Regions from separate parts of the Homo sapiens genome. Here regions 2, 3 and 4 are each linked to region 1. The links are chromatin contacts, found by Hi-C or POLR2A ChIA-PET in ENCODE. All regions are on one chromosome and are shown on one strand. The core of a region is the stretch at or near the end of the contact, and the rest is flanking DNA. Distances in the headings are between cores, read along the strand shown.

Region 1 (2,700 bases), core at 122-2,621:
CATCCTGAGTCACCCCTGGTCACCTGCTCTGACCTGAATCATCCTGAGTCACCTGTTCTGTAACCACCCTTCCTGCCAAATTATTCACCCCGCCACTTGAGCTCGTACGCCTGCTCTTTAAAATAGCCAGTCGGAATTAGCTTAGACTGTGCGGTCCAACCCTAGCCAGTAGGGGAAAGACACAGCAGTAGAGGCTACCTGCATCAGGAATAAGAACCCCTTCCCCTCCCCTGTTCAGGTGTGCCGTTGCCATTGCTTCATCCGCGAGTCGCACCCTTCTATAGAGGTAAAATTGCCTTGCTGAGAAAATTCTTTGAGCGCTAGTTCTTCTTTTTGGCACCAAAGAACCAGCATTTGTTTCTAAGAGAGCCTTATTGTCAAAGGAAATTAAGAAAAAGCATTACACTTATTCATACATGTGCATATATGTACATATACATATTGCAGAAAAGTATGATAGGGTGAGCAAAAAAAAAAAAAAAACCCTCAAGCAAAACAATGGGGTAATTCGGTGGGAAAAGTGAAATGAAAATCAAATTCAAAGAGGAAAAGAAATGAGTAAAATTTCCCATTGTTGAAGAGTTTTATTTTAAATGAAGATGGTGGATGTTAAATCACTACCCTATTTATATTCCATTGCATAAATCTCAGAGTGACTTAATATTTTCATTTATAAATATCAATATTTTCAACAAGCCAGACATTACAAACTTGGCAACTACTTAAACTTAGGATGAAACAAAAATTAGATAACAATTTCATTCTTTTAAGAGCTACAAAGAGGTCTAAAAAAAGGTTTGACCTCTGAAAAATTAACCTTAAACCATCTAAGTGTCCTTCCTAAAACTCAAGTCAAGCCCAGGTAGCTTCAGTGGCAAGCAACGAGACCACTAGTTAAAAGACCCTCTTCTTTTCCTACCCAACTTCAACATTCCCCCGTGCCGCTTACTCCCGCACCCAGCAGCCGCCCACTTCTGGTCCTCAGCAGTCCCCTGACCCCTCCTCTCCCGCTCCCCCACTTCCCTCCCCATTCCCGTACTTCCGCCCGTCCAAGTCCTCGGGCGCATGCGCGTTTCGCCTCCCTCCCCGCCGCCGCTGCTGTGTCATGGCGGAGCGGAAGTCCCAGCCACAACGGGAAAAGGCATACTTTAGGTGGGAGGCGCTTCTCACAGCTTTCTCCCCTTCCTCCCATAACCTTTTTGATCTCCCACCGTAGAGGGGCCTCCTACCCTGCACTCTTCCGAACACCTCGTAGTCCACGGATTTGAGTGACTGGGCGGTAGACATGGCGGCGGCGAGCCCTCTGTTGAGGAGCCGGAGAGGGGCTCGGGGCGCAGCGACTGCGGCGGCTGCGAGAGGGAGGGGACACATGGGACTGCTTGGCGCACCCCGCGCCTGTCACCGGTCCCGGACGCTAGCGCGCCGGGGTCACGCGTCGGAAGCGGCAAATGAGACTGCGGGGCCTGGGAGCGAGGGCAGCCGGGGACGCCAGGAGGGAAGAGGCCGCTGGGCCCCAGGCATCCTAGGCCTCTCTTCCCGGACTGGGGAGGATGCTGTCTCCACAGCGCTCCCTACCATTTAATTGATCAAGGTACTCTGTTCTCAAAGTTAGTAAATAAAAGCCGGATGCTGTGCCCAAAAAAAGAGTGGCTTCCCCCAGCTTTATTAAAGTGTAATTGACAAATAAAAGTTGGGTATATTTGTGGTGTACAAGGTGATGTTTTGACATATGTATGCATTGTGAAATGATTACATCAATGAAATTAACGTATCCATTGCACCATTTTTTAATGAAGAGAACATTTAAGATCTACTCTCATCAATTTTTAAGGACACAATACATTTATCGCAGTCACCATGTTAGACAACAGATCTTCAGAACTTATTATTCACACTAACTGAAACTTTGTACCCTTTGACCAATATCTCCCCATTTCCAACCCCTTTCATCCCCCATCCCAGGTCCCCCACCCCACTCCATCCCAGCAAGATTGGCTTTTGAAATCAAGGGCCTGCGTGTTTAGTGTTTTGAGAGTTAGTAAATTATTTATGAAATGTTTAGGTGACTACCAAGCCAGCTTTTAAGATAAGGTCTGCAACATCTTGAGCTCTTCTGTACAGTCAGGAAGGAATTGAGCCTGAACTCGTATTCTAAACGGATTGTGATATTTTCTGGGATAAGAAACTTTTTAAAAATATGAAGTCTTTTATGCTAGTGGAAACAGACAAAAGAAAAACACTGTAGTCATCTTGTCTGCTGTTCATACAGTTTTTTTGGTGTGGGTTTGTTGCTGTTGTTTTGAGACGGAGTTTCGCTCTTGTCTCCCAGACTGGAGTGCAGTAGTGCAATCTCAGCTCACAGCAGCCTCCACCTCCCAGGTTCAAGAAATTGTCCTGCCTCAGCCTTCCAAGTAGCTGGGATTACAGGCATGCGCCACCTCACCCAGCTAATTTTTGTATTTTTAGTGGAGACGGGGTTTCACCATGTTGTCCAGGCTAGTCTCAAACTCCTGACCTCAGGTGATCCACCTGCCTCGGCCTCCCAAAGTGCTGGGATTACAGGTGTGAGCCACCACACCCGACCTTTTTTTTTTTTTTTTTTTTTGATTGTCTTGATTATTCTCAGCAACATCCCAATTGCCTAGAAGGTTAAGGCTGAATTTTATTTCCTGGTGAGCTATTACCAAGTTTTAATATAAA
Region 2 (2,700 bases), core at 82-2,581, 110 kb before region 1:
TGGACTCCAGCTTGGGCAACAAGAGCAAAACTCCGTCTCAAAAAAACAAAAAACGAAACAAAAAAAAGGTAAAGGATTGTGGAGACCAACTTTTATTGTGCAGAGGAAGCTCTCAGATAGCAGACTTCAGAGAGAGCGGGGGTTGTAAATTGTTTCTTTTGGGACTTAAAAGGGTGCCTACCTCTTAGTTGATTAACTCCTGTATCTGGAAAGAAAGGAAGGAAAACAAAAGGGGAAGGGGATTCTCTATAGAATGTGGATTTTTCCCACAAGAAACTTTGCAGGGCAATTTCAAGGTATAACAAGGAAATATATTTTGGGGTTAAATATTTTTTCCTTGTCTCATAATGTTATGCCAGAGTCAGACTGAAAAGTAAGTCACAATATATAGGGTCAAATAAAACCCATCTCATGAGAATTTATGGTTTGTAGGACATGACTCCCTAGACCCCTAAGGTAGGAATTTGGATAAGATAAAAAATCAGAGCTTAGACCTCAATAATAACAAAGCTATTTAGTGGACAGAACATGACAAATGCCAGACTAATATTTTTGATGGAAACAACACTATATGATGTTAGTCATCTAGAAAACAGCTTCTTAGTACAAATGAAACTAAATTAGGTTCTTAAAAAACTGTTTGGGGGACTCTTAACAGTATTTACAACTAGTTCTAAGAAACTATGAGCTTTAAACAGAACAGAAAAACTAGTCTTTGGTGCTGTTATAAAATATGGAGGCAATGGATAAACACTACATGAAAGAAAACAAAATAAAATGTTTTTGTTTTTCTCTTTCACAGAAAAAAGAGGATGGAATTAGCAAATGAAAACTATTCAAACTACTCTCCTAAAAGTACTATCTTGAATGTTTACTCTGTCTGTTAAGGATATCAAACAAGGCTCTCCAAATAATATACATTCTGCAAAAGTTAGTATAAGACAGAATAAGAAAGTGATATAATTAAATAATAATTTCATATCAAATTATTCCTCCCAGTAATCTCCCAAATGGCTTCGTGAACTCTGCAATCAGTATATTACATAACATACTACATTTCTTAAAAAATAATAAAAGAATAACAACATAGATTGGGCCATAAAATATGTGAAAGGGTGCTGTTAAATTTTGTAATTATGTTATGAAACTTCATCTCCCTGTTCCACAGTCTTTGGGTATCTAATGTCACTGCTACATGATGCCATGTCCCACAGAAGCGGGAGCTGCCACAATGGAGAAATAATGTTAGTAAAGTTAGGAAAATAAGTCTCTTGCCTGGAACTCTAACCCAGTTGGGCCATTTTGTAATGGCCTACCTGGCTCGGTGCCCTTGCTTCTGTTTGCCTCTGAGCTGAATCTATTACATTAACCCTGACTTATAACTATGCATCTCACTCTGGGGCCAACTTCAGCCCTCAGTAGGGGAGATAACATAAGAAATCTTTTGTCAAGAAATGCTGCCTCTACTTTGAATTATTTTATCTCTGATTTTGCTCTGATTTTATTCCAGTCCACTGTTACTGGAAAGTTTCCTTGCCCTGTATCCCAGTTTCTACTGGCTGGGTTCCTTACTGTGAAGTCTCAGTCCCCTGGTTATGGGCCCCTTATACTTTATGGGAGACTCCCATAATATCCAATACCCAGTGCCTGTTGGAATGGACTTTTTCTTTCTCTCCCTCCCTCCCTTCCTTCCTTTTTTTTCTTTTCTCTCCTCTTTTTTTGTTATGATTATCTCAGTATTTGGGTCACTTCCTAAACAATTTAGAACTTGGCCTCAGGGCTATATTCCACCACTTCCATTAACACCAACTGATGAATTATGAATTCATCAATTCATGGGAGGTGGTTTCAAATTCATAGAAGGTGGTTTGGCATACTGGTTAAGAGTATGGTTTCTGAAGTCAAGTTCCCTGAATCTGAAAGCTAGCACAGATCGTATGACCTTAAGTAAGTTTCTTAACTACTGTATACCTTGATTTCTTCATCTCCAAAATGGGAATAAAGACACTACCTGCCTTACACATGAATAACAGATGATACATAATACTGTATCTAATAAATAATGAGCACTTAATAAATGTTAGCTGTTGCTGTTGTTATGGTTCCAATATATCCACTTACAGAATTACAGACTGCACTACTATCTTTAGACCTTTGCTCAATGATAAAGATCTGCCTGATCTTATATATCTACTAATTTCTGATCCACTTCCATACTTAAATGTAAATTCCTCCTTCCTAATGCAGTGTGTAGTAAATGTGTCCCAAAGAAAGTAATAAGGGATTGAAATTCATTACCTGCAAATACAGCTACATTCCTTCCATTTCCTTTCAAAGAGAAAAGGGCTATTATTCAGCCAGCCTGAACCTGTTCATACTTCTCTTTATCTATGAGACACTACTTTTATAGCTACTCTGTCATCATGGCTTATCTTGAAGAGCAGCTGGGGTTTAGCTTTCTGAGAAGATGATTTGAAAGTTATGTAAAATCAGGCCAAAATATTGTTAGCTTTGAGTACTGGTCTTGTCCATTCCTGCAAGACTTCAAATGATGTAGCATTGATTTACATGATTCAGTTCCTATTCTATGCAATGTAGGTACCACTATTCATATCTGTAACAATACTTTGGATTGATAAAGCCTTAAAATATCACAACTTACTTTGGATTAATAAAGCCTTAAAGTATTACCACTCTGAT
Region 3 (2,700 bases), core at 71-2,570, 93 kb before region 1:
CTCAACATGGCAGGAATAGAGTGAAGATGGCCAGAAATGGTGGGATGCAATCAGGAAAAGGAACCCCTTTTTTAACAGTCTCTATACTGAATTGTAAATGCTTTCATTTTTTGTCTCAAACTGAACTGTCAGTTTCTGAAGAGATAGGACGGTGCCAACACCTGTTACAACTGAGAAGCGTAATAAATGTTTGCGAAATGAAGGAATGAACCATTCCAGGTCATTTTCTCACTCAGCTTATTCTAGTCTGGTCCAAAGAAAATGAGTCCAAACAATGTCTTAATATTGTTATTTTAAGACATACCTTATAAGAAGTGTACTTGTTGACTGATCAGAGAGTCACACTTGATTATTAAGTGTCAAAATTCTTGGAGACTTACCTGGAGGAGGCTCTCTGAATAAGAAACAATTCTAGGATGGACAGGGTATTCAAATTTTCCAGAGAAAATAAAACATGAACTTTTATCCCCCTTCCATTACAATTATTAACTATAAAATAATAAGTACAACAACCAAGAGTCAGAAAGCAATATGGAATTAAGATAAGCAGTACATTAAACAGCAATATTAAAAATGCATTATTTAAATATATTTTTTTAAATCCAATAGGTCACAAAAATGAAAAGTTTCTCTACTTCCCCCCAATGTCATATTTTAAGAAAACAGATTTTTTTCAGTTTCTGGGTGGTACTAACTGAGAAGCCAGCAAACATTCCTAGCTTCATTCTTAAGAACTGATGAAATACATCTGTAAAAATAAACAGTTTTAAAAGTGGAGCTTGCCAAAAAAAAAAAGTAAAAGCAAAGAATTGTTTTTGTCATTTCCTCAATACTTTAATAAAGGAGAAATCAAAGTAAAATCCAATAAACTTTCTATTACAAATTGCCTCAATGAACATATATGCACACACACACACAATCACACAATTGGGTATGAGGACACAATGCAACAAATGCCTACTCCCATAAAATTTGATTTATGACATAGAATATTATGTAATACTGTATGCATATGACAATTTTTCCTCTTACTTTTCTCTATAACTGAGACCTATACTTAGCCCTGAAAAAAAAAAGTCTCCCTTTTTTTTCAAAATCTAAACTAATTCTTATCAGCAGGCTGTCTAATGACTTAAGTGAATCACTAAGCCACTCTTTCAATTTGGGCTTCTGCAGCAAAGAGGCCTTTGGAGCTAAGAAAATAATTTTTGTTGTATCCTGCTCTTCTGGACAAAAGCTAATTTCCTGCCCAACCCTGGGAGTCACATGATTCCAAGCTAATGGAAAGTCATGTAGAGATCAAGCTCTAACAATTAAAAAGAAACATCCCACCCCCTGCACCCCCGGCTCCCACACCCACACAACAAACCTCCATTTACTATGCTAAGGATTTAAAAAAGAAAAAAGAAAAACATAGATGGAAGTTTCCCACAGAAAGTAAAAATTAGAAATGTAAGACTAAGGGTAGTATGTTATTCACATCAGGATCAAACTGAGAAATCAGAGAGACAGAGGGAAGAAGAGGGGAGGGAAAGAGGAAGAACCACTTTAGGGATATAGGGGGGAAATAAAAAGTTTTTTTTTTTTTAGTGTGAACTGAATTACAGAAGACAAAAACTTGGTGACACACATACAAAAAAATTAGAGGGTGAGTGTGACTGAAGACTCTGACTGGATCTTGAGGGTCAGATGAACAGCAAGCTTGACATCAAGGAACAGCAAATCACATGCAGACCATAACCCAGAGAATACATTTCATGGATCTGTGGGAGGTCCTGGAACACTCTGTGTTATAACAGGCTTAGGATTGCAGAAATTGCACAGGATGAGAAGTTGTTTGACCTTCTCTCTCTAATCTACATTTTGGCCGCTCTTCTAAGTATGCGTTCAAAATTGCCCAATATTGAATGCACACACAGAACTTGAAAGCTGAGTTTCAAAGAACAAACTAGAACAATACCATTGCAGAAGACCGACTCAAAAAATGTTCTGGAAAAAATCCAAACTGATAAGAATCATGGTTCATGGCTTTTGTTTCATGTCCTATTCACTCAATTTTGGAGTGCTACAGTATAATTCACATCTTTATTACTGCAGAGTTGCACTAAATATTGAATCCAAGTTAGTAAAAATGCTAGCTACCATTATCTTTAATTTGGCTTACTGACAATAACATATGCAAGAGGCCTGTGATGTTACATTTTATGTGTCAACTTGGCTAGACTATGGTGCTTAATTGTTTGGTCAAATTTTAGTCTAGAAGTTGCTGTAAAAGTATTTTGTAGATATGATTAACATTTACAATCAGTTGAATTTAAGTAAAGCAAATTACCCTCCATAATGTGGGTGGGTGTCACCCAACCAATTGAAGAACTTAAAGAACAAAGACTGAGGCTTCTGAGAGAGGAAATTCTGCCTCCAGACTACAACATAGAAGTTCTAACCATTTCCAGGCTTCAGAATCAAGACTACAATATCAACTCTTACTTGAATTTCTAGCCTGCCAGCCTTCCCTACAAATTCCAACTTGCCCACCATCATAATTGCATGAGCCATTTCCTCACATTCTCTTTATACACACACACACACACACACACACACACACACATATACATGTTGTATATATGTACATATAATAACTTGAGATATAGGCATATATATACCTATATATCTATATATAGATATCTATATAAACATATA
Region 4 (2,700 bases), core at 16-2,515, 100 kb after region 1:
AATTTTGTATTTTTAGTAGAGACAGGGTTTCTCCATGATCAGGCTGGTCTTGAACTCCCGTCCTCACATGATCTGCTCGCCTCGGCCTCCCAGAGTGCTTGGGATTACAGGCGTGAGCCACCACACCCGCCTGTAATTTATTTACTTATCTTTTTTATCAGAGACAGGTTTTCACCATGTTGCCCAGGCTGATCTCAAATACCTGACCTCAAGTGATCTGCCCGCCTCAGCCTCCCAAAGTGCTGGGATTACAGGCATGAGCTACCACGCCCAGCAAGACTCTGACTTTCTAACTCACTCCCAGTGATAGCTAGTATACTGCTGCTCCCCAGACCCCACTTTGAGTAGCCAAAGATTAGGATATTGTCCTAAATTCAAGGCATCTACTACAATATAATATTGAAGTAGAAAGAGAAAATACACCAAAAACATGGGGGGCCAGATACAGTGGCTCACACCAGTAATCTCAGCACTTTGAGAGGCTGAGGTGGGAGGACTGCTTGAGGCCAAGAGTCCGAGATTGCTGTAAGCCATGATTGCACCACTGTACTCCAGCCCAGGGGACAGAGCAAGACCCTGTCTTGAAAGATAAATAAATAAATAAAAAGAAACAAAAAAGAAAAAAAATTTTTTTTTTACAAATTTATTATTATAGTTTGCTCATTTATTTGCAAGGAACAAGCATTTCTCACTCAACCAGCTGAAATAAAAAGAGCTTATTTAAAAAAGGCATAGGGGACGGCTGGGAGCGGTGGCTCAAGCCTGTAATCCCAGCACTTTGGGAGGCCAAGGTGGGCGGATCACTTAAGGTCAGGAGTTTGAGACCAGCCTGGCCAACGTGGTGAAACCCTGTCTCTACTAAAAATACAAAAAATTAGCCAGGCCTGGTGGTGGGTACCTGTAATCTCAGCTACTCGGGAGGATGAGGCAGGAGAATTGCCTGAAATGGGGAGGTGGAGGTTGCAGTGAGCCAAGTTCGTGCCACTGCAGCCTGGGTGACAAAGTGAGACTTCATCTCAAAAAAAGAAAGAAAGAAAGGTAAAAAAAGAAATAAAGTGAAGATAATCCTGACCCTAGCCCCACCCTCATCTTCACTGCAGGAGATGAAGAGGAAGGAAAACCACAGAAACTGAAAGGTTTGCATTCCCCAACCTGCCCTGCCTGCCTTAATTTTACTGAGTTTCTTTCTTTTTTTTTTTCAGACGGAGTTTTTTTGCTCTTGTCTGCCAGGCTGGAGTGCAACAGTGCGATCTCAGCTCACTGCAATTTCCGCCTCCCAGGTTCAAGCGATTCCCCTGCCTCAGCCTCCTGGGTATCTGGGATTACAAGTGCCTGCCACCACTCCCGGCTAATGTTTGTATTTTTAGTGGAGAAGGGGCTTCACCACGTTGGCCAGGCTGGTCTCGAACTCCTGACCTCAAGTGATCTGCCCACCTCAGCCTCCCAAAGTGGTGGAATTACAGGTGTGAGCCACCACACCCAGCCTCCACTGAGTTTCTTAAGCCTTCCATTGTAACCACAAATTGTTATCCAGTGTTCCCAGTGTGTCACTTCATTTAGTACAATTTCTCATTTCTCAGGCTAACTACTAACTGAATTCACTCACCTCTCTCTCTCTTTTTTTTTTTTTTCTTTTTTCTCTCTTGTAGTGCTTCTCTGTGTCTGGAACTGTTAAATAAACTCGTCATAGAACTTACAGTCAAGGATTTGTATAGAAGTGCAGGCAATAAATAATACATCGGTTAAAGTTTATTAGATGGTGGCCGTGCGCAGTGGCTCATGCCTGTAATCCCAGCACTTTGGAAGGACGAGGTGGGTGGATCACCTGAGGTCAGGAGTTCAAGACCAGCCTGGCCAACATGATGAAACCGCGTCTCTACTAAAAATACAAAATTAGCTGGGCATGGTAGTGCATGCCTCTAATCCCAGCTACTTGGGAGGCTGAGGCAGAAGAATCGGTTGGACCTGGCAGGCACAGGTTGCAGTGAGCCGAGATTGTGACATTGCACCCCAGCCGGGCAACAGAGCAAGACTCTGTCTCAAAACACACACACACACACACACACACACACACACACACACACACACACACACACACACACACATATTAGATGGTGGTAAATGTTATATTGACCAAAACATGGCAGGGGAAGGGAACAGAAATTGCTGAGGATGTGGAAGCTGGGGCGGGGGGTGGGGGCAGGTGGGGAGAGTTGAATTTAAAAGGAGCTCAGAGAAAGCCTCCCTGAGAAAGTGACATTTTGAGCAAAACCTTGAAGGGGTGAGGGACCGTGTCATGCATGCAGATAGATATATCTGCGAAATGTGTTTCCTGCAACGACAGTGCACGTCTTGAGGTAAGAGCATCTTGGCATATTCAAGGAACAGCTAAGAGCTGGCGTAACTAGAGCAGAGGGAGAGGGAGAGTGGGAGGTGAGATCAGAGAAGAAGACAGGTCAGAGCACTCAGGGCCTTGTAGGCTACTGTGAACACCAGCTTTCACTCTGAACGAGATGGGAAGCCACTCCAGCGCCAAGAGTGACTTGACCTGGCTTAGCTTTTAATAGGAAAACTCTGGCTGCTAGTTGAGAAAGAGGATAGGGGTAGGAGTGCCAAAGCTGGCCAAGCAACTGGGAGGCTTGGGAAACAACCCGCGCCAGACAGAGATGATGGATTAAAGGACTGTAGATCAGACGAGTA

Evidence for each region. A loop is a pair of places that touch in the nucleus more often than their neighbours do. ChIA-PET counts read pairs that join two places held with the same protein, here RNA polymerase II (POLR2A). Pooled maps may share reads with other maps.
Region 2: POLR2A ChIA-PET joins it to region 1 with 20 read pairs in activated naive CD4-positive, alpha-beta T cell. The contact joins the enhancer-like site here to the promoter of ACYP2 in region 1. POLR2A ChIA-PET finds 5 or more read pairs at or near these places in 4 of 52 experiments (AG04449, HepG2, activated T-cell and 1 more).
Region 3: POLR2A ChIA-PET joins it to region 1 with 17 read pairs in H1. The contact joins the enhancer-like site here to the promoter of ACYP2 in region 1. A Hi-C loop is called at or near these places in 3 of 168 maps with a recorded cell type or tissue (G401, endothelial cell of hepatic sinusoid and head of caudate nucleus) and 3 of 50 pooled maps. POLR2A ChIA-PET finds 5 or more read pairs at or near these places in 5 of 52 experiments (AG04449, Caco-2, H1 and 2 more).
Region 4: a loop to region 1 is called in a pooled map, with 2.8 times the contacts of the local background. The contact joins the enhancer-like site here to the promoter of ACYP2 in region 1. A Hi-C loop is called at or near these places in 2 of 50 pooled maps. POLR2A ChIA-PET finds 5 or more read pairs at or near these places in 3 of 52 experiments (B cell, OCI-LY7 and activated naive CD8-positive, alpha-beta T cell).

Annotation. Positions count from the first base shown.
Region 1 is chr2:54,114,286-54,116,985 of GRCh38, reverse strand. ACYP2 (acylphosphatase 2) reads right to left here and starts at 1,371. Exons shown (of 4, transcript NM_138448.4): 1 at 1,230-1,371. The coding sequence starts at 1,287. RefSeq lists silencers at 923-982, 1,473-1,542.
Region 2 is chr2:54,227,713-54,230,412 of GRCh38, reverse strand. All of the region lies in intron 3 of ACYP2 (acylphosphatase 2), which reads right to left. Among named protein-coding and RNA genes, the nearest start is that of TSPYL6, 27 kb to the left of the region's middle. Within about 2 kb of position 1,331, at least 5 of the 41 ENCODE cell types and tissues checked have a DNase peak (open chromatin) inside an H3K27ac peak, as active enhancers do.
Region 3 is chr2:54,207,082-54,209,781 of GRCh38, reverse strand. The region is part of intron 3 of ACYP2 (acylphosphatase 2); the gene reads right to left. Among named protein-coding and RNA genes, the nearest start is that of TSPYL6, 48 kb to the left of the region's middle. Within about 2 kb of position 1,320, at least 2 of the 41 ENCODE cell types and tissues checked have a DNase peak (open chromatin) inside an H3K27ac peak, as active enhancers do.
Region 4 is chr2:54,012,661-54,015,360 of GRCh38, reverse strand. It overlaps a transcript of ACYP2 not described here. Among named protein-coding and RNA genes, the nearest start is that of PSME4, 43 kb to the right of the region's middle. Within about 2 kb of position 1,265, at least 5 of the 41 ENCODE cell types and tissues checked have a DNase peak (open chromatin) inside an H3K27ac peak, as active enhancers do; they include B cell, where a contact is called at or near this core.